Regions from separate parts of the Homo sapiens genome. Here regions 2, 3 and 4 are each linked to region 1. The links are chromatin loops, found by intact Hi-C in ENCODE. Cell type or tissue: heart right ventricle. All regions are shown on one strand.

What was found. A loop is a pair of places that touch in the nucleus more often than their neighbours do. Peaks named below come from ENCODE experiments on the same cell type or tissue, not always from the same donor. Only the 100,000 strongest peaks of a DNase experiment are listed, where the experiment ranks them.
Region 2: it touches region 1 in a loop (3-fold over the local background); 70 of 110 quality-filtered maps call a loop at or near these places.
Region 3: a loop joins it to region 1, with 2.9 times the contacts of the local background. A loop is called at or near these places in 37 of 110 quality-filtered maps.
Region 4: a loop joins it to region 1, with 3 times the contacts of the local background. A loop is called at or near these places in 7 of 110 quality-filtered maps.

The regions. Positions count from the first base shown.
Region 1 is chr9:77,454,503-77,459,502 of GRCh38, reverse strand. The region is part of intron 2 of GNA14 (G protein subunit alpha 14); the gene reads left to right. GNA14-AS1 (GNA14 antisense RNA 1) reads right to left here. Exons shown (of 5, transcript NR_121184.1): 2 at 2,981-3,208. It overlaps LOC124902185 (a long non-coding RNA gene), which reads right to left and starts at 2,420. Exons shown (of 2, transcript XR_007061598.1): 1 at 2,338-2,420. RefSeq lists an enhancer at 3,990-4,109. In heart right ventricle, CTCF peaks have their summits at 1,325 (motif pointing left), 2,271, 2,477, 4,000 (motif pointing left) and 1 weaker place; DNase peaks (open chromatin) are centred at 1,292 and 2,472.
Region 2 is chr9:77,745,184-77,750,183 of GRCh38, reverse strand. The region is part of intron 5 of GNAQ (G protein subunit alpha q); the gene reads left to right. Among named protein-coding and RNA genes, the nearest start is that of GNA14, 99 kb to the right of the region's middle. In heart right ventricle, no CTCF peak of the experiment used is centred here; no DNase peak of the experiment used is centred here; H3K27ac peaks cover 248 bases.
Region 3 is chr9:78,019,660-78,024,659 of GRCh38, reverse strand. All of the region lies in intron 1 of GNAQ (G protein subunit alpha q), which reads left to right. Among named protein-coding and RNA genes, the nearest start is that of GNAQ, 9.7 kb to the left of the region's middle. In heart right ventricle, a CTCF peak has its summit at 2,762; a DNase peak (open chromatin) is centred at 2,712; H3K4me3 peaks cover 1,701 bases; H3K27ac peaks cover 3,947 bases.
Region 4 is chr9:77,596,015-77,601,014 of GRCh38, reverse strand. All of the region lies in intron 1 of GNA14 (G protein subunit alpha 14), which reads left to right. Among named protein-coding and RNA genes, the nearest start is that of GNA14, 50 kb to the left of the region's middle. In heart right ventricle, no CTCF peak of the experiment used is centred here; a DNase peak (open chromatin) is centred at 2,291; H3K27ac peaks cover 4,061 bases.

The DNA.
Region 1 (5,000 bases):
AAAGAGACATCCTGGGTCTGCACACTGCCCAGGAAAGAGCACATGGAAGCAGACAGGAGGCGAGGCCAGGCGTCATTTTGCTTGGATTACCCAGGCAGGAGGGCACTGGAGAAGACTTTGAGGTGAGGGCAGGCTGGGCTTGGGCTGAGCTGCAGGCAATCTTACAGTAAGACAATCCCCCTGCTCCTTATGTTTAATTGTGGTAAAATATACCTAACATAACATTTGCTATTTTAGCCTTTTTTCTTTTTTTTCTTTTTTTTCCCTGAGACTGGGTCTCACTCTGTCGCCCAGGCTGGAGGGCAGTGATGTGATCTCAGCTCACTGCAACCTCCACCTCCCGGGTTCAAGTGACTCTTGTGCCTCAGCCTCCTGAGTAGCTGGGATTACAGGCGCGTGCCACCACACCCAGCCACTTTAGCCATTTTTAAGTGTACAATTCAGTGGCATTAAGTACATTCTCATTGTTGCGCATGTCCCTTACTTTTTTATCATGAGCAAGGGATGGAGGGCGATGACTTATTGTTGGTGACAGAGTGCCATGAGGAGGTGGGGCTAGAGTCTTGGGCAAGGGGGAGAAGAGGACAACCCCCCCCCCTCCAGCTTGTGATAAAAGGAGCTTAGGTTCTGCAGAGAGGTGGACTTTGTGGAACTCTGGAAAGCACAGTAGAGATACTGTTCAGGAATAAATGGGCCCTGATTTCTGCTGTGTCCCCTCGGGATGTAGCCCTGCTAATGCCAAATTTGCTTTGAAAGCCAGAGAAAAGCCCTCGATGTTGATAAACAATCTGTGATACAAAAGTGCACAGATTTCTTTAGTATCTTTACTCTAGGAAAACAGTACAGTAAATTGAGAAGAGACTTCAGTGCAAGTTCTCTTCAAATACGTGGGGCATCCTTATACTAAAAAAGCGTTTGTTGTTTATCCGAAATCCAAATTTAACTGATGTCCTGTATTTTTATTTGGCAACCATATTCTGATGAGACTTTGATATCTGGGCTAACTAAATCCGGAACTTTCGCTAACTGTGCCCTACTGTGATGGGGTCTTCTCACCAGTCACTAATCCATCAGAAACCCACTGCAGGTTCAGGCGCGCGTGGCCAGCGCATTCCTAGTCCGCCACACTGCTACCCAGACAGAACATCCACTGCTTCCACATTCTCCCCAGGCTGCAAAGAGTTCCCAGGAGACTTTCTTTTCCCCCCTCAAAGCTGTGCACTTGGGCCTGGTTTCACCTGCAGAGAAGTGGGTAATGGCTGATAGAGGAAGAAGCGGGTCCCTAAGACAGTCGCCTCTGCTCCACAGTGCCATCTAGAGGAAAGACAGGACATACGCTCTGAGAAGCGCAAGGCTGGGGTGTTAATAAGCAGGCCCTTGGGAAATCTGGAGTGCCCTGTTCCCCTCATTATGATCCCGATCCCAGGCAGAAATGCCTGTGGGCTATCACTACAAAAGGAAAACAACCAAAAATGCATCCAGGATTAAAACCACCGTTTCAAAAGCACATCATTAAAGCAAGCTGTGACCCAGATGTTTGTTTTGGTGTGCTTAAGAGTTTTTCAAGCAATTGAAAAGAGTGGAAAAAGTGAAACACCAAGAAAAAAGAAAAAGAAAAAAAAAAGCAGAGCAAGGAATGTTGTTGGATGATTCTCTGTGAGCCAAGGAGGACCTTTTTATTTAAAAATCTGTAAGCTTTGGTGTTGAGGGAGAACTACTACAAAACTAGACTTGAATTATCATTGGAGCAGGATTTTGAAAATTTATTAAGAGTAGCAGGCTGGGCGGCGTGAGGGTGTCTATAGCCCGGATGAAGGTGCTTATGAAGTAAAAGGCATGTCAATGGGAAATGTGGTCGCTGGAAACATGTAGTTAAATTCAGTGCAAAGAGTAGGACAACCTCACATGTGTCCTTGTGTGCAAGGGAAATCAGCTGCCCTCTTGGCTGCTTTCTCACACTCCGGTAGGGCATTGCCGGTCCATCACACAGAGCTGTCTATAAGACACTGATGGAGTACTATGGAAAGCTTACGGGCATACACAATTGGGCTTAGTCCCTTTACCACTCATTCACTTTATAATTGCAGGAAGCAACTTAAGTTCTCTTGTCAATTTTTATGTACTTCAAAGAACTACTAATAAAATTCGAATTTATAGAACATAGACCCCCAAGGGGCATTTTGTGTTGGTGATAATATTCTACTAACTTGAAAAGTTGCAGCAAAGATGCGCCTTCCACTAAACTCTAACTCAGTCTCTTTCTTTTTCTCTCTCCTTGTCTCTCTCTTTCTCTCTCGCTCCCACTTTCTCAAAGGGTCAGAATGCCTGGGTTCTTACCTTCATATTAGCTCTGAAACAGACTTCAAGATAAAACCTAGCTACGTCGTTCTGGCTGAAACTTTGTAAGTGTTAGGTATAAAGTAAGCACCCTGGGTCTTGCTTCTGTTAATGGGCTTGCAATTGTGGAAGCTGCCACTACGTGGCGTCGTGAGTCACAGTGAATCCTAGTGAGTCACAGGCATGAAACCTAAGTCCTGGCTGTCCCTAGTCAAGGCTATTTATGGTCCTAGGTAAGTACGTAAACTCGTCAGCTGTGTTTATTTTTTTTCATAAACATCACATTGATATTGATATGGATGTAAACCTCTGACAATAATTATTAGCTGATTTATTTTTTAAATATTGTATTTATTTTTACTATAATATTTTCCAATAACTATATTATATTTATTGTATAAATAATATCCTTTGGAGTAGGGTTAAAGAATGTGGGCTGGCATCAGCGATGTACCTTCAGAATGTGTCTTATCAACTCTAGTTTTTCATACTCTGTTTTAGAAAGAACATACGTTACTCCTCAGTTCCACGGTGAATATTAGCAAGTCTTCCATATGGAAACAGTCACATCGTGCTTTTGGGTCTTGGTGTCAGATATTCTCTTACACCTGTTTATAACTTACCAAGGAAAATGCTTACTTACTTGTTTCCAAGCCCTTCTTCTATTTCTGGAACTTCGTTTTCTACTTTCAAGCGGGGTTTAGCTATTACCAAGTTCTGTACTTCAGAGAAGTTTGTTTTACATTGTAGAAGAGCACTTGCCAGGCAAGATGTGCAGAAAACTATTCCTCTGGGCTTTACAACATGTGTAATGGTCTCTTTCTAGTCTGGAGAGTTGCACAGGCAGCCAACTGTCCCCACTCTTTCCTTCCTTTAAAATGTAAATGTATTTAAATCAATAGGGTGTGATGGTTAACAGCCTAGGCTCTGTTGGTCAGGCACGCTTGGAATTGAATGGTTGTTCTGGTACTACTTCTTATCTTCTCTAGGCCTCATCTGTTTCCTTATCTATTAAATAAGGGTATTAAAGTATCTTATTTCCTGGAGTGGTTGTAAAGATCATATATGATCATGCTTATACTAGGTGGTCACAATAATGGCTCAGTTTAGATTAGCTATTATTATTATTTTATTTCATTTTTATGTATACCCTATTTCCTTATACAACACATTAGAGGCTACTTATAAGACTGTCTACCTTAAAATAGTAATCAGTGCCAGAAAAGTTTTTGAATTAAAATGAAAGAGTGAGGCTGGGCAGGGGCCTGTGGGGGAATGAAACACAGGTATTGTAAGATACAAGTACTCATAAACTTCTACTCAGTTACTTAGACTTAGCCACATATTTGTTTCTGAGCTTCCCACTAGCTAAAGTGAAAAGAGAATCAGGTTCACTCATGCGATTCCTATGGACCACAAGGCAAAACCTACCAGTCTCTCAGCGAAGCATAAGGGGTCTTGGTTCTTAACTCCAAGAATATATATTCCTTATGTGGGGCATCATGTGAACAGAGACAGTAACCCTAACAATAACCCTATATGAGGTATCGTAGACACTTTAAAAATATAAGCCGAGGGAAAAGTAAGAGGTAGTTTTGCTCCCCAGAGAACTGGGAACAAGACCATGTGCTGGGCAGAATTCTGAGATTCACGCCCCCTGGTGTACACGTCCTGCATAATCTCTTCCCCTTTGGGTGTGGGCAGGACAGTGTTGGCTGTCACTCCCACGATTAGATTATGGGATATACAAAGTGAAGTCCCGATGTAATGAAGTCCCTAATCAGTGGCTTTAAGTAATCAAAAGGAGATAATCCTGGGTGTTCTGACCTAATCAGCCCATTAAAGAAGATCTAGAGTTCAAGGAGAGTCTCTGCTAGCCTTGAAGAAGGATACTGCCATGCTGTGAGAGAGCCACATGGCCAGGAACTGAGGGCAGCCTCTAGGAGCTGAGAGAGACCTTCAGGTGACAGCTGATGAGACAACAGGGACCTCAGTCCTACAGTCCTGAGGACCTGGATCCTGCCATCAGCCTGAATGAGCTTGGATGAGAGCACAGCCAGCAAACATCTTGATTTCAGCCTTGTGAGACCTTGCACAGAGAACCCAGTTATACCATTGCCTGGACTTCCGACCTACAGAAACTTTGAGATCATCAAAAGGTATTGTTTCAAGCTGCTGAGTTTGTGGCAATTTGTTACACAGCAATAGAAAACTAATGCAAACCATATGGCTGGAATCCACAGCCTTTGAATAGATTCAGAAATAAAATCCAGAACATCTAGGGCATTTCCCAAACTAAACATTCATGGGAGATGCTAATATATGTGTCACATTAAAAGCAAAACAACTTTTTTCGTTGACCCTGACTGTTCGCATTAGAAAGGCCTTTGCTCTACTGGTGGGGCAGAGAGTCAGGTTTCTGGGTTGTAAGCAACAGAAATAAACTGACTCACATTTGCAGAAGAGAGTTTATGGAAAGGCTATAGTGAGGTCATGGAATCAAGGAGCAGGCTAAAGAAACAGTCTCAGAATGGACAGGAACCTGAAAACTCCAGGGGTCTCACTTCCAAAAAAAAAAAAAAAAAAAATCCTGATGGCCAGTTGCCACCAAAATAAAAGAATTTCATCTGTTCCTTTTCCCCGTCCCCACTATTATCAGATAA
Region 2 (5,000 bases), 290 kb before region 1:
ATTAATTTGGTATTTATAAAAGAAAATATGTTTATAGCTGATTTTCAGTGGAAATAATATTTTTTAAAGATGTACCTTATGTGACTAATTAAATGTTCTTTGCCAATCAGCACATCTGCAGCCAGATTTCAAAACTATATATTCATTTGGCCACAGAGACTTTTTAGCCCAATCTTGCAAAATATTTGCTATTGTAGTATAATTGAGAATAAAACAGTCTAAATTAGTGAAGAAATACAGAATATGAACAATTACAATGTATGAAAAAAATATACACAATATTTTTTTCATCACATCAAAACCCATTTACTGGGTCGTAAAATCAATTTAATAGGTCTTGTTAGCATTTTTTTATAGGGAGGATGGGATGGAATTGAGAATAGAGTACATTGCATGTTGTAAGGAAAAGTATGGTTTCATGAAATGTTAGTTTTATATGTCTGTGTTTCTGTGTGTGAATATACTGGATTGCTGTGTAAACTGTATTTCTTACTGTGGATTGTTATCATTAGTTTGAAAACATTATTTTAGAGAAATACCAATTTGTGTATAGTATGTGGAATTAACCCTTCACCTATTGTCCTGGAAGACCCATCCAAGTCCCAGTATTAGCAACTAGAGAAAAATTATATGCATTTAGTATATTATTTATGGAAATAAATGTTTCTGAAGTCCTCAGTTCTCAGCAAAAACTTGTTCCTGTACAAGACATTCCTGGGAAACCTAAACAAAGAGAAAAGGAAGGATAGAAGGATCTGCTAACATATTTAAAGCCTTCTGCCTGTTTTCCTGAATAACATTCTACCACCTGGTTAAGGGTGTTTATTTATAGTAAGGAGTACACGGGGGTGAAATGCCCAAGACCCCTCACTTTATAAGGTCTTAACTGGCATCAGCTCGTTGCTTCTGTACAGTGGAGCCTCATTCCTCACAAGGTATTGGTTTGAGTGGGATGTTTTGACTTAGACCCAAAGCAAGAATGGGTCCATGGCAGCCAGGGGGAGAGAGAAAATGCCAAAACTATGGAAAGGATTGAGAACCTGGCGGCAGTGAAGAGTGAAGACCCCACAGCCTTCCCAAATGCTAAGGTCGAGAACATGGGGCAGGGAGGTAGGTCTAGAGCCAAAGCTTGAAGCCTGAAGTGTTGGATGCAGTCAACCACTGGAAATCTGTCAGAAGCCAGTGTCCCAGCCAGAAATATGGCCTTCCTTCAGAACTCCCCCTTTCCCTTTCTTACCCTGAGGAGTCATTCCATCCCTGTGTTCAACTTTTTTATACTGGTGGAATCTGGCTTATAACAGGACCAGTCCGATACAACATCTGGACTGGCTCCAGTACCTGGATCATACCTCACTTGTGGGCCAAAATCCAATTATTAAACACTTGTCATTTATATTTACTTTGTAATTTATTAAACATTTGTCATGTTCTTGCTGTGCTACCTATTTTCATATTCTATCTGACAATAACAGTTGACATTTTCTCTCAAGAAGTGGAGAGAGCTGGAAAATTCAGCAAAGAAGGGTTAAATAACTTTTCCTTTAGCCAGTGCTTTCAAAGATGCCCCAACCCTAGAATTACAGATACCACTTAGGCTACTAAGCTAGGCTGTTGTTTGAAACTGACCTACTTCTGTCATCCTCCACAGTTGTCTTAATGGGAGGCAATTTATGCCCCACATTTACTGTAGTGCTTGCAGAAGGCATCAAGCTCTACAAAGCTTCATGCTTGTCCTTAAAAGTTAATTGGGAGCATCAGGGGAGGAGTGAGTGCTGGGAACAGCTATTTCCATTTCCCAGAACAGTAGTTGAATCCTCTCATCTTTCCAGGGTAATTTTAGGAAAACCTCAGTCATTTACTCTACTTTCATTGCCTAGATTTTAGGTTTTCAGTACTTTGAAATGACAGCTTTTCAAAAAGATACTACCTAAAGAGAAATGAGATGTAGATTTAAACAAAAGATGAATATTGAAGTAATCCATTTAAGATAATAGCTGAAAATATTTATTCCGTTATTATGTCTTTCACTGGATTTTATTTCATCTGAAAATGTTAGATAGAGGAGACTCTGGATTTGGAAACTGGACCCCAGAGTGGTGAAAGGACTTCCCAAGAGGTGGCCTTGGGACCAGGCTAAGAACTCAGTTCTCCTGACCACCCCTCTCTATGCCACATTGTCCTGCTAGATCTAAACATGAGGAATGTTCACATGGATGATGTCACCAATTGACACCATCCAACATGGCTTAATAGAAAAACCATGGACTTGTAGCCAGGGAAATTCAAACTTAAGTCTTTATCTCACAAGGTTGCATGAACTAATTGAGGTAGCATGTGAAGCACCTAGCGCAGAGCAGATGTTCAAGAAATTAGGTCCCACACGGGAATTACAACCTGAAGACACATTCTAAAGGTAGGAAAGTTTGTCACTAATTCTTTCTCGCCTTCTCTTCCTGTTGTCTAGCTGGTGCTATGGGTGGGTGCATGGAGTCTTCAGGCTGCCCTCAGAATACCTAAAGTTTTCTCAATACAGTGTATGTCAAACTTCATTCCATGCATCATCCCATTCTGTGCCTGTTTTTCATTTAAATTAAGGGTCTTTGGACCATTCCTGCTGGCTTTGCTAATCTTATAAACTGATGTTTATGAAAATGGTAATAACTAAAGCTAGATAATGTCTTAGAATGTCAAGTCTTCAGTTAAAGATACTTGATCTCATTAGAGTAGTCTTCCCAGTCTTACTTTTTACTGATCTCCTCTACCTTTTTCAGTATGAAAAGTCTTCTTCATAACAGGGTATTCAGGATCAAAAGTAGGAGTTAAAAGGTTCTGGTTTTCTCTGTGACATTTATCAAACTCTGCACCATGAGTCACTCCCAGCAATGAGCTTGTCTGCTGCTTTGTTGTCTTGCCTTTTGATGTTTCTGTTACATTTAAAATATAAAATAAATGTATTATTTTCTTAGAATATATTTATTATTTTAATAACTAAGGTAATATATGTTCATTATTTAAAATTCCACATACATAGAAGGCTACAGAAGAGAGTGAAAACTCTCCTGTGTTTCCACTCTACCTCCCCCATTTTAAAATTTGGGTAACTACCACCAGCTGTTTCATATGTATCTTCTTCCCAGAACTGTATTTTACACCTGAACCAGTATATCTTTTTTTAAGTTTAAAAATCAATCAGTTTGTATTTTTATCAAATAATGGTTTACAAAGCCAAACAACTAAAAAAGACAAAATTTTTTAAAGAGCACTTTCTCAGTCACCATCACCACCACCTCCTGATAGCCAGGGGGACTGCCCTTAACTCCTAACTCTTAGTTTCTGTTATTGTCTTCGTGTCTCAAAATGGTGTGCTTTTACTCTTTTTTTCTTGATTTGTCGATTGTATTATCTTCTATTATGGTAGGTAAAAATCATGCTGTCTTAACATTCCCACATCATTTTTCTCCCATCCTTTCAACAGTTATATAACCCAATTTTTTGATAATTCACTGTTTACACTATTTAACAATGTAAATATTGTTCATTGATGAGCAGCTGTAATTTCGTTTATTTTTTTGGTCAACTTTTTTTCCCACGAGTTAATTGCCTTACATTTTAATTTTCTTTGTTTCTTTGTGTGTGTATATCTCTAGCTGATTCTTTTCTAATTCACTGACAGATCTATGAAATCTTTCAAAACACGGTCAACATATAAGATAATATATCAGTTCCATTTTGTTCATTTTAAATCAGAGATCTCCCTTTTGGCTTTGTCTTTTCTAATCAGGACTGGTTGTTCCGTTGCATTTTATACATTTGTCATCCTGGGACCTTGCTTCACTGCTGCCCCAGGAGTTCATTTACATCTTTCTTGTGTTGAGTTCCCTGTTTCTAGATCCTATGTTGTTTTCTTCCTTGGCTTATTTCCTTGTTTTACTAGGACATATCCTTCTGTAGCTTTCTGAGTAAGGATCCAAGGAACCCTTGGAATAATTTTTAAATTCCATTCATGTCTAAAAATATCCCTATTCTGCCCTCTAACTTAATTGATATTTTGGCTGGGTATAGACTCAGATATAAATCATTCTGAAAACACTATTTCATAGTCTTCCAATGATCCCTTTCAAAAAATCCATGGCTCTTCGGCTTCCTTATTCTTTATATGTGACCTATTTTCTATGAAAAGTTTTTAGAATCTTTTATTTATCTAAGATAATTCTGAAATTTAAGGAAGGATCTCTTTTGGTATAGGTATTCTTTCTTCTTCTTCCACCCCCAGCCCTTCTGGGGCCCTTTAACCTAGAGATTTGATTCCAAGAAATGCTCATTTAGTATTCATTTGAAAGTTTCCTCCTCTCCATTTTCTCTGTGTTCTGTTACTATAACGTCTTTTAGCTGAAGAGGAAACTACTTTGACTAATTCTTTTTTTATTTTTCTGAAATTTTTTAAATATTTTTTAAAATTTTTTTATTTTTCTCTCCAGTTTTCTATTGCTTTTTCTACTTCCTGAGAAATTTTCTAGAATTATCTTTCAAATTATCTTTCTTTGTTTTTTGGCTTTCATAGATTTTTTTTTTGTGTGTGTGCATGACCTGCTGAATCATAAGATTTTTTTTTTGAAATCCTAAGAGATCTTTTTATTCTCCAAACATTTTCTTTCTTAAGTCAGTATCAGTATCCTATTTTTCTTTCAGAAAGATCTGAGGATTTTTTTTTTCCACTTTAAAGTATTTTAAGTTTTTGCATTGATCTCTTTACAGTGATCTCTGTTTACTTCTTCCCCTTCCCTACTCACTGCGGTGCGTTTGCTTAGGTCTCAGTATTTTCTGCTGGAGATTTTCTTCAAAGGTTTGGTATTCCTAGGTGTTTTACAGCACTGAAGCACTAAACAGCTTTCCTCCCTGCCTCCTCTCCAGGCAGTTTCCTGGGTTAGGAGTCTGGGTGTTGGAGAGTGTAAAGATGGCAGAACCCAGCTGTTTCTCCCATCTGTCCTGCCTCTTGTTCA
Region 3 (5,000 bases), 570 kb before region 1:
ACATGCCCTTCTGACTTTATCCTTCCTGGCTTTGGCTTTTCTATTGGGTTTTCATACACAGAAAGAGACAAAATAATCTGAAGGCCATTGTAGGAGCTTCCTGGGGATCACAGGACTGGGGAATGCGGATGATTTTACCTTGTGTTTCTAAGTGGATTGGAAGCTCCGTGAAGGCAAAGATCCTTGCTCTTGTATCTTTATCGCAATTCCTGATGATTCTATTATCAGTAACTAGGGATGTGTGTGGAAAGCTGGATTCCAAAAAGAATGGAGGGTAATCGGAAGAAGTGAATTTAAATTCCCTGCTTTCTTCTAATAGGCATCATCCATATGTCCTCCATTTTCCACTCCTCTTTGCTGTTTTGTGGGCCACCGGGCGCACAGTGAAAGGAATTCCGTTTTAAAGATGGAACAGTTTTTGCCTTCTTGCCTTCCTCTCATTTGTTCTCTTGGGACAATGTTTCGGTTGAACATTCTCATATTGTTTCCAGTTAAAAGCCAATAGCAATTGATCCAGCTGTTCCAATGGAAAGCTGTTACACACACAAGTTCTTTGAAATCTGACAATCTGTGCACCTTTATTACAGGATTAATCATGGATTGTGAACAATATGTCTGCTTTAGAAATAAAATAGTTGTTTTCAAGTAATGGATTGTGGTGCAGTTGGGAACGAAAATGTTACTAATGCCATTATAGTGTGTGTGTGTGTATATACACACATATACAATATGTGTGTGTTTATACACACATAATTGACCCACAAATTAAAGAAAAAGAGATCTAGCCAGACTTTTTGGCTCTGTTACCGGAAGCGAACAGTGATGTTTAGACACATAGTTACATATATTTCTAGGAGATAGCCTCATTTTTTTTCCCTTTGGAAAACTAAAATCATGAATTAATTGTGCTTTCCAAGAATTTTTTTTTTAATCAGCATCACTTGCTAAAAAATAGAAATAGAATTTTTTTGTTTCTTTTTTATGTTGAAAAATTTTTTTCATTTTTATTGTTTCTTTCCTACATTTTCTTTTACTGTAGGGGCAACAGGGTGATTGGTGAGATCTTCTACCACCATGTATTTACTGGTAACTGCAGGCATCTAGTTGCTTCTAAAGAGGAATGCTTCTGTGATTTACCCAGTCCCTTTTCAGTCTACCAGTGATTTCTGTAGCCCCCCTACCCATCCCTTTCATGTGAATACCACCCACCCATTTAATTCCTCATCACATCTTTCTTAAACAGATGCTAAAGAGGTTCCTCAGATTCTCTGACTTGCACATTTGCATACGATTTAGAGAACTTCCAAGTTGGTGCTTCTGTGAGACATCATGTGGCTGTGAGCTGGTGAGAGGGGAAGTTGGGTGCTTTAATACATTCAAAGGAAGGAATTTGTGAGTGTGTGTTTAGGCAATGATTAACTTTCTTTTGCAATACTTACTCTGGTCCGTAAAGCAAAAATAAATTGTTACTGAACACAATGTAAAATCCTCCTTCCTTTTCCAGAGGGCAGGGACTTGAGATTGGTTCATGATTACCAGCAGAGAGTTAGTGAGCCAGTGCTGGATAATCTATCACGGACCAGTGGGTTTCAGAATCGGATGCAGTGCGTATGCTGGAAGGGGAGAAGGTGCTGTAGGCATGTGTAGGCATCTTCCTCACTTAATGATTTGAAAACCCTCTTCTCAGTGACTTGCAAGCCTTAACATCTTTTTCTGATTGTATTTCCATACAGATAGTTAAGGGTGATGGCAATAGCAGTGGCCTTTACTTTTGTTATACCCAATCAGCCTGAGTACATTTTTGTGGTGGGTTTGTTTTGGTATTTTCTTGCCATGTGAATTGATATTTAGGACCTGCGCTTTGCAGAGCTCCTTCATTATAGTATGCGTTCTTTCTGCAGATGGCAAATGCAATTTTCCTCTTGTCCTAGAGAGATGACCCATTTCCTGTGACTTGTTCTAATAATACAAGATGACTTTAATTTTTGTTCAGTTTGCCTTTAAAAGATTGCCAGGTTTAACTCTCTTGTCTCTGTAACTCTTGTGATATATTTTTGAGCATTGGTAAGACATGTAATAATTTAAAAACAATGGCAGACTAATTTTGTGAAAGTTTTTTATTTTTTATTTTTGGCTAAATAAGCACCTTTTATGGCTGTGCATTTTGGATTCGTTACATATATCTTTTCTAAAATCTGTGACTGAAAGTGGGGTGAAGTATTCCTGCCCTGCTTACTGAATCTTTTTTTCCCACATAACTAACCTCAGGGTATTTTGATCATTTGCTTTTTCTATAAAAACCTGTAGAATGAGGAGATTGCAGCAGATGATCTCTAAGGACCATTTGAACTTTGAATTTTTTTCTCCTTCCCCTTTGCAGCTTTGGCGTCTCGGCCACTTTCTGCCCAAACTCACCCCTGGATGAAGGGTCTAAGCTTGCTGCTGTCTCCAGCAGTGATGGGCTCTACTAGGAGGCATTGCCAGGTCTGGTGGGCTCCTTCGGGTTGGCCTGGCTCTTCTCTTTGACCTCTGTAATAACTCTGAGTGCCCTGCAGTGGGGAGCACTTTGAGGGGGGCCTGTGAATGAAGCCTTAGCAAGTCTGTCCAGAGCTCCCCTGGTGCCGCCTGGCATGCTGCTGATAGTTTGCAATGTCTTCACAAGAAATGGTATCAGAAACCTCCTGTCATATCAGCATGGGTCTCTTGCTTCCTGCAGGAAGGGCGATATCCTGGGAGGCACAGAGGTGGAGCCCGAGAGACGCAGTGTTCCAGCGCTGCTCGGCTCAGGACTGGGTCTTTTCTTCCGTATCCTCAAGCAGCTTCCTTTGACTTACTACTTCTTTTTGTTTGTTTTTTCTTCATTGGGCTTTAAGCGTTGCTTCTCTTTAGTGTATGTGTGACTGAAGCCAAACACAACATTGCTTTCCCTTTGCCTGCAAATAATCTTGTTGCCCAAGCCCATCTCTGCCATTTTCAGTGACAGCTGGCTGGCCAATGAGCCTGAGCACTGGGAATGCCCAGCAGGGCACATCTAGGGGGCTGCTTTATATTTGGAGCTAGCAGGTCTCTTTTCTAGGGCTTTCCAGGAAAGATTTAGAATTAAACATTGGATGGATTTTGTGTGTTCATTTCTTTTTCCATCACTGTGCCTTTATTTTCTTGGGGCTTTCATTAAAAGCAGAAAAACAGATAATGGTAGAAACATCTATAGCATGCATACAAAGAAGTAAAAGATTTTTATAATTTTTTGCCTTAAAATATATCTAATGCTGTGGCCTCTGAGCCATTCTCAGTTGGTATGACCATGATCAGAGAAACCTTAAGAAATCAGCTTTGCCAGGTGTGGTGGTTCACGCGTGTAATCCCAGCACTTTGGGAAGCCAAGGCAGGCAGATTGCTTGAGCCCAAGAGTTCGAGACCAGCCTGGGCAACATGGTGAGACCTGGTCTCTACCAAAAATACAAAAATTAGCTGGGCGTGGGTGCCCATGCCTGTGGTCCCAGTTACTTAGGAGCCTGGGTGGTCAGGGCTGCAGTGAGTTGTGATCGTGCCACTGCACTCCAGCTTAGGTAACAGAGTGAGACCTTGTCTCAAAAAAAAAAAAAAAAAAAAAAGCAGCTTCCTGTGTTCCTCGTTTGCATTCTGGACAAAGACTCTGTGGCCAAAGAAAGAGCAGCTGGACTCTCATGCTAGTTCTGGAGAAATGTAAGAAAAGCTTAATTCCACTGGAGGTGCCAGGCAGGCAGTTGGCATTCCTAGGCCCACTTTACTCCTGGCCCAGGGCCTTCTCCTCATCAACTTATCAGCGTTGGGCTTCCTTACCTTGACCTCACATTTGCAGTTGAATGAGTGCCAGGGAAAAGAACAGACATAGGGTAAAGTAGAGTAATAGGGAGTCCCGTGGGGCTTGGAAGGGCAGAGGGTGTTGTTGCCAATAGGGGTAGCGCCATTGTGTCTTTGCTGGGCTCTGGAGAGAAGGAGAGAAGAGCAAAGGAGAGGTGCCTGATGCCTTGGATTGATGTTCTCAATCAGGAAGAGCCAGACCAATGCTGCCTCTTCTGGCCGCCTCCACCATCCTACCACGTGTTTTCATCCTCATTGTCACATCCACTGTGCCCTTCCTCACCCAGATGGTGGGTTGGGAGATGAGCAAGTAAGTGTAGACGCCTTGGTGGAATGGGAGTAGTTTGTGTTGCATGTACTCATTCCTGTCCTTTTGTTCCCAGAGGTGGTTAAATAGGTGAGCATAGAACTCTCATGAAGCTGTGTCCCGAGAAAAACCCTTGACAGAGTATAAAGAAAATTTGCAACATGTTTCCTCCATGTTTTTTTTTCTGTCAGCTGTTTCAGGTGATAGAAATGCATCTATTACTGTTTTGAGAACTCTGCTAATCCTGTGATGTGTTATGAGATGTCTCTTGAGACATCCTTGCTCAGGAAATCTGCTTTTGCTTGGCTTGCATCTCCTATAGTAAAATGGCTCTCAGTTTCCCACGGCAATAAATAAATAAGCAATAGCATGAGATATTCTTGCCAGGTAGATTCATGCAAAGTGGAGGCATGTAATGTAGAAATAACACCTTTTAGCTGAGAAAAGGCACCTATCAATTGGATGTATTCTCTTGTGTCTTTTTCATGTTCTGGGCCATTACATCCAAGCCTAAGAGCAGACTTTTTCCCTAGGATTTTTAAAGGTTCCTAAAGTCTCTTTTCTTTCTTTTTTTTTTTTTTTTTTTGAGATGGAGTCTCACTCTGTCACCCAGGCTGGAGTGCAGTGGCGCAATCTCAGCTCACTGCACCCTCTGCCTCCCAGGTTCAAGTGATTCTCCTTCCTCAGCCTCCCAAGTAGCTGGGATTACAGGCGCCTGCCACCATGCCTGGCTAATTTTTTGTGTTTTCAGTAGAGACGGGGTTTCACCATGTTGGTCAGGCTCCTCTCAAACTCCTGACCTCAGGTGATCCACCCATCTTGGCCTCCCAAAGTGTTGGGATTATAGGCT
Region 4 (5,000 bases), 140 kb before region 1:
CGCATCGGAGATTCTCGGACGACCCTTTCCTTATCCGCCTCCTGTGTCTATCATTTTCTTCACTCCTAATCTGTTTATTGCTTTGTTTTGTTTTTGAGATGGAGTTTCACTGTTGTTGCCTGGGCTGGAGTGCAATGGCGCGATCTTGGCGCACTGCAACCTCCGCCTCCCGGGTTCAAGCGATTCTCCTGCCTCAGCCTCCCCAGTAGCTGGGATTACAAGCACACGCCACCATGCCCTGCTAATTTTTGTTTTTTTTAGTAGAGACAGGGTTTTGCCATGTTGGCCAGGCTGGTCTCGAACTCCTGACCTCAGATGATCCAACCACATCGGCCTCCCAAAGTGCTGGGATTACAGGCGTGAGCCACTGCGTCCGGCCCTAATCTGTTTTTCACACTCTCATTCCTCATCTTGCTCTCTGGTCTACCCTGAGTTTCTTAAAGGAAACTGACCGAGTATGGTTTTGCCAACGCCGGGGTGCCATGTGACACACATTAGAGAGTTTGTATCTTTTGGGCCTGTGCAGGAAAGACTGGAGACTACAAGTTTCCCACCTGTGCCAAGGAGAATACTCATTCATACCTGTGTACGCCAGGTAGCAGTTAAAGGAGAAATCAATTGCTCTCACAGTTTCACAAGAAAAAATGGTTTAAAAAATTGTCTTTACTGATGAAAGCTCTTTCTTGAACTCTATTGTCAAAATAGGGACGTGACCGTCTTTAAAAATAGCTGGTTTGGGAAAAAAATTACTGGTGCGAATTGCACGGAAGAAAAGGGGTGTACTTTGGCTTTCCTCTCTCCTTTAACTGCACTATCAGAATCAAATCTGGGCTTCCAATACATTTTTAACCAGAGAGTTGTGAAAAGGCCCTCAAACAAGGACATTCATGCTGTTTATAGCTGGCTTTTGTTATTATTATTAATTTATTTTAGTTGACAAACAAAAATCAATATATGGTGTACAAATGATGTTTTAAAGTATGTATGCATTGTGGAATGGCTAAATCAAGCTAATTATACATGCAGATCACTGACTTTTAATAGAAAAAGGAAATATTGTTACCTTGCTTTTAAAATTGAGATACTTTATGATGTCAGTGCATACTCTATAGTTACAATTTTTTGTTTTGCTAGATTTTAAAATTTAATTGTCATTATTCCTGTCACTAGCCACCTCATCCTGGGAGACGGACACCTATAATCTTAAACCTCAATGTAACTTGGTGTGATGGAGAACGGAAGGGATGTCTCACTAGGAGAAATGCCATAGATTGAAGGAGGCCCGACGGCATGTCAGCGCGCTGCCCAGCACACCCTCCCAATGCATCTGTACTTGACCAAGCCATTCCCGGAAGCAGATCATGGCAGGCTCCCCGGGGCTGGCATATGCTTATCCTAAATTACAAAACTGGCATTTGCCTCTACTCAGCCCTGTTTTCTGTATGACTATCAAATTGTTTACTGACAAAGTCACAATGAGCTTTCATACTCCCTTTGTGGGAACTGGAAAAAGGTTACTGCTCAGAATAAATCCACTGGGCCGGGTTCAGTCCTCATTTACTACCCTCTGTGTAGCAGGAACGGCCCATTATCCCTTACAGGGATGCTCAGAATCCCAGCAGAGGGGCCTTGCCATTCTCCTTCCCCCTATTCAAAAATTCTCCGTTCTGTGGCTTTTTCTTCCAGGGTCTTTATTTTACCGAATGACCTAATAACTTGATGAATAAATTCAAACAACAAAGATGTTAATAGCAGTGCTTGTTCCAGCTATGCTATTATATTGCCAATGTTGTCATCATCGTCTAGAGTACTGTTTCCTTACTTTACATCTGGTAACAATCTCATCCATTTTGCCAAACTGAACTCTAATATCAATTACTCTGAAAAATTTCCTGACCCTTCCAAGTGAGTAAGTTATTTCCCTCTCTGAATGCTTGTAGTAGAGTGTTTATATATTTTCATATTTCTTACATTGCTTAATAAATATTTACATGTCAGTCTCCCCTGATGTCCTGTAACCCTTTGAGATCAGAGGCAGTGGTGTTCTTGTTTATATCTCCAGCTCATGGTTTATTATTTAGACATAATAGGTGCTCAACAAATAAATAATGACTGGATCATGGTATTGAATGAACTGGTCAATCAAACTTAGTACTTACCATGGTGTTTTTCCCTTAATTGGGGGCTCCTAAAGACGACTCTTTAAAGCAGCTGATTGGAGTGTAGACAGCTGGAAGGACAGCACCCTCTTGGCTCTTTTCCCAGAAACCAGCTGCTATTTTGCCTTCCAGTCAGGGTTAGATCAGGAATTACTAAGAACTCTGTGAAGAATGGCTTGGCCCTAGTTCCCTGCTTTTTACTTGAGTTTCCGGAGCATTGGGAATCTCCACATATATGCCAGTAAATCCTCTGGTTTTCTGGATTTGAGGGAAAGTTGCGTCTTATGTTTTCTCTGATGTGTTCATGAGCAGAGGGCACTGTCTTTGAGGCAGAATACCAGGTGCTGTAATAGATACAAAGGAGTACCCCAAACCTGCTCTGAGGAGGTAATTTATAACTGGAGAGAGAAATGTGTAACGTGATAAACTACATGAGGGGTCAGAAATCACTGCAGACTTTGGTGATTAGAGAAGTCTTCATGGGAGTGGATTTGGAGCTGGACCTGGAATGATAAATTGGATTTCTATTTGTTCATTCAATTGACAAATATTTGTCTAGTGTACCCCATTCTTCCCTAGGTATGGGAATACAAAGAGTGCTCACTCAGAAGTATACTAGTGTGAGCTCCAAACTTTTTGGGTGATAGAACCCCTAAAAGTAATAGAGTTCTTTGCCCAGCCCCATAACTTACTGCCAAATTAGCACAAAAAGTCTAAATGGACTAAGGAACATACCAGCAAGGTTTTAGTATAGATGAAAGGAAAGAGGTTCCATATGTTGACAAAAAAGTTTTTTGCTTTTTCTGTTGTTGTTTTTGAGACGGAGACTTGCTCTGTTGCCCAGGCTGGAATGCAGTGGAATAATCTCTGCTCACTGCAACCTCCACCTCCCAGGTTCAAGCTATTCTCCTGTCTCAGCATGCACCACCACGCCCAGCTAATTTTTGTATTTTTTTTATGGAGATGGGGTTTCACCATGTTGGCCAGGCTGGTCTCGAACTCCTGACCTCAAGTGATCTCGCCTCAGCCTCCCAAAGTGCTGGGATGGATTATAGGCGTTAGCCACCATGCCCGGCCTAAAAGTTTTTTAATAGAAAATTTTACTGGAGAAATTTTATGGGAGAGTTTTATCAAATAGCTTATTTTTCTGTCTTCTTGGAAAAGATTCTATTCATTTAGTGCAAAAGTAATTGCGGGTTTTGCCACTTTTTTTAAAGTATGGCAAAAACCGCAATTACTTTTGCACCAACCTAATACCAAGACGAGCACTGAAGATAGAACCATAGGCAAGACCGATATTTTAAAAGCTTATTGAAGAAAATGGGTCAGAAAAAGAATCATTTGAATTGGGGCAGAAGCTGTTCATCAAGTTCCTCAACATGATTGAGCATGGTGTCTGGTTTTGTTTTCAAAACTCAGTTTTGTCTTTAACGTTATACTGTGTCCACTCAAGGCTGATGAATTACAGCCCTTTTTGCTAAATTTGTTCATCATTTCTCCAGAGACTCAGGCTATGAGACGAAAAGGGTTTTACATGGTACAAATGCAACATCTCTAGAAGGAACTAAAAGGGCAAGACGTTTGGTTTGTCAGAGCAGTTCTGATGGGTCAAGTTAGGTCCTGAGGAATGTTGTTTGTTGGGAGTGCTGCCAATAGCTGTAACATTGTTCAACAAACTCCACCAGGCTTGACATTCAAGACTTGAAATAAGATAGTAAAATGCCCAAGTTTCTGTGAACCCAGAAAATCTAAGACAGGTCTCAGTTAATTTAGAAAGTTTATTTTGCCAAGCTTGAGGATGTGTACCCATGACACAGCCTCAGGAGGTCCTGTTGACATGTGCCCAAGGTGTCAGAGCACAGTTTGGTTTTATACATTCTAGGGAGACATGAGACATCAATCAACAAATGTAAGGTGAACACTGGTTCCGTCTGGAAAGGTGTGACAACTCGAAGCAAAGGTGGGACAGTTTGAAGTGGGGAGGGGCTTCCAGGTCATAGGTAGACAAAACACAAATGGTTGCATTCTTCTGAGTTTCTGATTAGCCTCTCCAAATGAGGCAATCAGATATGCATTTATCTCAGTGAGCAGAGGGGTGACTGAATAGAATGGGAGGCAGCTTGGCCCTAAGCAGTTCCCAGCTTGACTTTTCCCTATAGCTGAGAGATTTGGGGGCCCAAGATTTATTTTCTTTTCACACTTCCTTTTTCTCCTTTTTGGATCATTTTGGGATCGGTATAATCTCTTCTTCCTATTCCTTTCCCCGCATGTCGCCACCTGACATATGCCCCCAACAAGCATATAGTCTATGCCATATCACACCACAGCATCAGAGGCACTTATTATGGGATGCAGGAGGGAGGTGTAGGCGAGGAGGCGTAGGGTACAGCAAGAACCTTTGTTAAAAGGGAGTTTTTGTGATTTCTCAGACCTGTTTCTAATCCTAGGTAAAACAACAAAAATCAGTTGTGCAATACAATGTTATATGCAACAAGTTTCTTTTCAGAAACAAAAAAAATCACTGTAAAACACTGTCATCCTTTGAAAGTTGTTATAATCAGCTCAATGAACATGGCTTAATTTCAGTCACTCAGAAAATTATATCTTTTTGTTAATCTCAATATTTACGTTTCTGCTTGATGCAGTCAATGACATTTGTTTATTGACCTCTATAAATGATGAGCTTAGGTGTAACTGGCATTCAGAGAGAAGGCTGTCATATTGCAGAAAAATATGAAGTGGCCTTTATTTTTATGTTCAGAAGCATGTGTGATGCCAGATGTTTTTTATACGCAGTGCACTTAGAAATGCATTTGTGAACTCTAGACCTGCAGGGGAGAT